Regions from separate parts of the Homo sapiens genome. Here region 1 is linked to region 2. A link is a loop called in an ENCODE intact Hi-C map of the cell type or tissue named here. Cell type or tissue: mammary epithelial cell. All regions are shown on one strand. Region 1 holds the start of SELENOO-AS1 (SELENOO antisense RNA 1). Region 2 has its middle 60 kb from the start of BRD1.

What was found. Peaks named below come from ENCODE experiments on the same cell type or tissue, not always from the same donor. Only the 100,000 strongest peaks of a DNase experiment are listed, where the experiment ranks them.
Region 1: a loop joins it to region 2, with 13 times the contacts of the local background. A loop is called at or near these places in 6 of 110 quality-filtered maps.

Annotation. Positions count from the first base shown.
Region 1 is chr22:50,208,720-50,211,219 of GRCh38, reverse strand. It overlaps SELENOO (selenoprotein O), which reads right to left. Exons shown (of 9, transcript NM_031454.2): 4 at 909-1,039; 5 at 309-589. It overlaps SELENOO-AS1 (SELENOO antisense RNA 1), which reads left to right and starts at 1,039. Exons shown (of 2, transcript XR_938352.3): 1 at 1,039-2,008; 2 at 2,451-2,500. In mammary epithelial cell, a CTCF peak has its summit at 1,203 (motif pointing right); no DNase peak of the experiment used is centred here.
Region 2 is chr22:49,766,357-49,768,856 of GRCh38, reverse strand. No RefSeq gene overlaps it. Among named protein-coding and RNA genes, the nearest start is that of BRD1, 60 kb to the left of the region's middle. In mammary epithelial cell, a CTCF peak has its summit at 1,371 (motif pointing left); no DNase peak of the experiment used is centred here.

The DNA of each region.
Region 1 (2,500 bases), 440 kb before region 2:
TGTCCACACAACGGGATGCTTCTCAGCCTTCAAATGGAATAAAATCCTGATACGGACCTGGGTGAACATTGAGGACCTTATGCTAAGTGAAATAAGCAGTCACTACAGAACAAGCACCGTATGACTCCACTCGCAGCAGGTCCTAGATTCACCAAATTCATAAAGACAGAGAGTAGAATGGGGGTGCCAGGGCTGGGGTGGGCCCAGGGAGTGACTGTGCACTTGGAACCTGGAAGCCAGAAGGTAAACCATCTCTAAGCACAACAGCACGGGAGGCGCCTTGCTGTGGGCACGGCTGGGTCACTCACCGGTCAGATGCATGGTCTCCAGGAGCTTGGACACCAGCGCCCCGTCTTCCTCCAGCTCCACCTGCACGAGGCCCAGCTTCCTGCGCATCTTCTGCAGGTAGTGCCTTTGGAACTCGGCGTCAAACTCCTCGGCCAGGATGGCCTCCCCCAGCTCCAGGGGCAGTTCCGGCTGCAGGGCCTCGGCCAGCTTCCGCAGGTTCCACCTGCACACCTCGGGCTGCTTGCTGTACGCGTAGCGGCCGGTGTTGTCGGAGGCATTGCACACGTGGTCGGGGTCGTACCTGCCACACGGGGCAAGAGAGCCACGCCCTGCCTGAGAGGAAGTTCCCGGGAGATGGTGCAGCCACCCTGGAGGGGAGGCCCAGGGGAAGGTCCCAAGTGGCCGTGGCTCTCTGGCCCTGTCCCACAGGGGTCCTGTCTCACCAGCCCCTGGCCAAGGCCTCCGGGATTGCCCTGGACTCTCTACTTCCTACATCAGCCCCCAGCCCCCTCGGCTCCCCCTCAAGCATCACGGGCCAGTGCCTGGGGGCAGCAGGTTTCATGCAGCCCGCACCCCCCAGCCCTGGGGCCTGCACTTTGCTGGGCCCCAGGGCCACTTACCTGTCCAGGAAGCCAAAGGGCCCGTAGTCGATGGTGAGCCCCAGGATGCTCATGTTGTCGGTGTTGAGCACGCCGTGGCAGAAGCCCACACACTGCCACTCGGCCACCATCCGCGCCGTGCGCCGCGTCACCTGGGGTGGGACAGTGTGCTTGCTCCCTCCTCGGGGTCCTGCCCAGACCTCCCCACTCGTGTCCATCCTTCCCCTCCCTGAAACCGGCTGTGCTTCGCTGAGTGGCTCTCACTCTGCAGTTTCTGGGCGATCTTCCTGATGTCCTGTCACCGCCTCAACCACAAGGTGGCGATGAAGAGTGCGTTGCACTCACAGCATCCACTCTTTAATATGCTCACAAAATTTGGCTTTTACCCAAACTAGAAAAATCAGGGAACCCCAGACTCAGGCCCAGTAGAGACCCCAAAGAAGCAGAGAAGGGTCAGTTCACTGAGGGGCCACACCTGCCCCAGGGCCAGGCCACTGTCCATCCTGGTGCCACCACCACCCTGCTGGCCTGGCCCCCCCCAACCAGACAGCAGTCCCCACCCAGCCCAGCACCGGTAACCTTGAGAATAGGGGCCAATCAACAGGGGGGCCAGGAGCCCCCAAGGTGCAGGGTGCACTGAGGGCCCCACCGGCCCTGCTGAACACAGGCCTGACACCACCTCTCTCCTTCAAGGCCACCGACGCTCCTGGGAGGCAGTCAGTGCCGTCTCCCTGCGTCACTGGCAGAAGACTGAGGCTCAGAGGGGCAGAGTGACCTGCCTTGACCACCCACGCATGTCTATGCCGGAGCACCAGGCTGCCCCAGCGGCTCCTCCCGGCCTTCTGCAGCCCCATCGCCCACCCACATGGAACATGGCTGGGGTGGACTGCAGGGATGGAGCTGGGGCAGGACACAGCCCTAGGAGCACCTGCCTGGCGCCAGCTTCTGCTGACGGCAGCCCAACAGCCCCCAGCCACGTGGCAAAGCGGGTCCCCACGCAGCCCTGGCTGCAGCTGCTCCAGGGGTGGCCTGAGACTTCTCAAAGAAGATGCTGTGCCCGGTCCCCCGGAACCCCTACTTGGCCTGACCCCGCTGATGCTGCAGGCCCCCAGCCCAGCCAGGTGAGGTGCCGGGTTCCCCCACCGTGTGCTGAATGCCCTGTGACAAGGACGATGCCATCAAGCCATGTGGGACGTCTGTGGTGTCCGTGGGGCGGGGACCCAGACCCCAGGTGGGCACTCAGCATCTCCCCAGTCAGGACCCGGCTGGCTGCCCTGGGCATCAAGACGTATCGACCCACGTGGGAGGTGCCCAGCCCATGGTCCTTCCACCCAAGCCAGCTCCCACCCCGCACCCCCGCCCCAAGCTGGCCCTGCAGGGATACCAGTAGGAGAGCACGCCCAGGGCCCCCAACACCACGGAGCCCAGGGGAGTTTCAGGTTTGTCCCAGGGCCCGAGCACACATGATGGGGTTTGCGGACAGGAGCGGGAGCTCAGAGAAGGGCGGGGAGGCTGGGTAAAAGCCTTTGTCCCCCGGCCAAAATGAGGGTGTCTTCAACACAGGTGGGGACACCCAGCATCCACCCGCAGGGAGGGGTGGCGTGCGGCCCACT
Region 2 (2,500 bases):
ATATTTCAGTATAATGAGTGTCCAAAGTGAAGTGCCCAGAGGTCCCCCTGCCCCCCCACTCTCGGGACCTAGCCAAAGTCCCCCCTCCAGGGGGCATGGTGGGGTGCGTACTCCACTGTGTGAGTGGGGGCTTCTGGGAGCCCTGGGGCTGGGGCAGCCAGACTCAGCGACGCAGTAAGAAGCCTGGACTCCCTGGAGGGGGCCTGCACGTGAGCTTGGCCCTTGACCAGGCCGGCAACGGCTCTGCGGAGCTAGGACCCCTCCTGCGTGGATATTTCATGACATTAGCATTCACTTACAATGTCTGCTCACTGACTCTTAGTGCAGCTCTACCTCATCTCATTACAGTTTCTCCCGTTGCAAATGAAGCACATCTCTTGTTGATCTCTCGCCCCAGAGTTTTAACATCAGCTCAGCTGTGGGGACTCCCAGTCTGAAGCACCAAGACCCTCTACTTCCTCCCTGCCTCCTCTGACTCCCCACCCCATCCTGTCCTACAGGTGAGGACAGCCAGGTTCTGGGGCTCAGCAACCGGCCTCCCATGGCGCCCCCACGGGCGAGCCAGGTGGGGGGTGGGGAGTAGAGCCCAGGGTGGGTTAGCCAACCCCCACCTTGGAGGATCAATATGTGGCAAATGCACCCACACGTGGCGCCTGCTGGTTTATGGAGTTCACTTGTTATTATCACCTATAATTAAAAGCAAATGAAAAAAGAATTGAGGAGATGGCTAGTTCCAAGATGGCAGCATAGAAGCAAGCTGGCTTCACTCTTTGCCACAGAAAATCCAAAACAAATATTCAGCACCAAGATTATCTCCAGCAACATCCCAGAACTCAAATACGAGGATGAGACAGTCCCCAGGGCCACAGAGAAGTGAATAAACTCTGAGCAAGCAGTAAGAGAACTGGAATTCTATATCTATGATGTCCCTTCCCCCAGTCTACCTGCACCAAGTGTGGGCAAATCTCCCCTGACTCATGGCTTCTGCACTGGAAAAATGAGATCAAGGTGGACTACCAGCTTCCCAGTATCTTGGGCTCCCTGGCAGGAGACTTGTTCTGCTTCAACCCAAGGGAAGCATTCAGAATGCTTAAAGGAGAAATATCCCTGAGGCCAGCCAGAGACAAAGGGAAGAGGTGGGACTAGCATCTCCAGCTCTAAAAACTGCCCTGTAATGCAGCCAAAGGAGGCACCAAGTCAGGCTGTTCAGCTACATGGTAGGAGGCACAGTCCATAGGTTCCCTGGGCATGGACCGCCAGCCAGTCTTCCCACACTGCCGGGCTATCCCCTGTGGGACCTTCCCCATTTGGGACGGGAAGCCCCACTCTGATCCTTTATTGGAGCTGAGGAAAACCTGGACTTATGTTGCCCTCTAGTGCCGAAGAAGGAGGCAGCAACCTAGCAGAAAAAAAATTCAACAGGTACATGGCAAAGAGTCTCTAAGCAAACATACCCAGTAAAAACCAAAACAAGCCAGACAGAGAAGACTGGAATAAATAACTAATCCTTCAATGCAAAGACGCAGATGTGCATTCACAAGAAACAAGCAAACGGGGAACTGTGAACCACTCAAAGGGACAAAGCAAGGAACCAGTGACTAATGAGATGGCCACATGTGAGCCTCTGATCAAGAATCCAAAATAGCAGTTGTAGGGAAACTCAGCGATCTCCAAGATAACCCAGAAAATCAATTCAGAAACTTATCAGAGAATTTTAACAAAGATATTGAAATTAAAAAATCAAACAGAAATATTGGAAGTGAGAAAAACATCTGCTGAACTGGAAAATTGATAGAGGCTCTTAACAGCAGAATGGGTCAAGCAGAGGAAGGAATCAATGAGCTCAAAGACAGGCTATTGGAAAAGACACAGTCAGGGCCGGGCACGGTGGCTCATGCCTGTAATCCCAGCAGTTTGGGAGGCCGAGGTGGGTGGATCACGAGGTCAGGAGTTCAAGACCAGCCTGGCCAACATAATGAAACTCCATCTATATTAAAAATACAAAAATTAGCTGGGTGTGGTGGTGTGTGTCTGTGGTCCTGGCTATTTGGGAGGCTAAGTGGGGAGGAGCACCTGAGCCCAGGAGGTCGAGGCTGCAGGTAGCCACGATTGTACCGCTGCACTCCAGCCTGTGTGACAGAGCAAGTCCCTGTCTCTTTGTATCTATCTATCTATCTACATAGATAGATAGATAAAGAGATACACTTTACATATATAAAGATAGAAAGACTTCAAGTAAACAACCTAACAGTGCACCTCGAAGAAACTGAAAAGCAAGAATGAGCCAAACCCCAAATTAATAGAAGGAAGGAAATAATAAAGATCAGAATAGAACTAAACAAAATAGAGACTAGAAAACAATACAAAGAATCAACAAAACAAAAGGTTAGTTTTTTGAAAAGATAAACAAAATTGACCAATCTTTAATTAGACTAAAAAAAAAAAATGCATGACCTTGTAGAGGTCGGGGCCACCTGCCCACACCTGCCCGAGGAGGCTG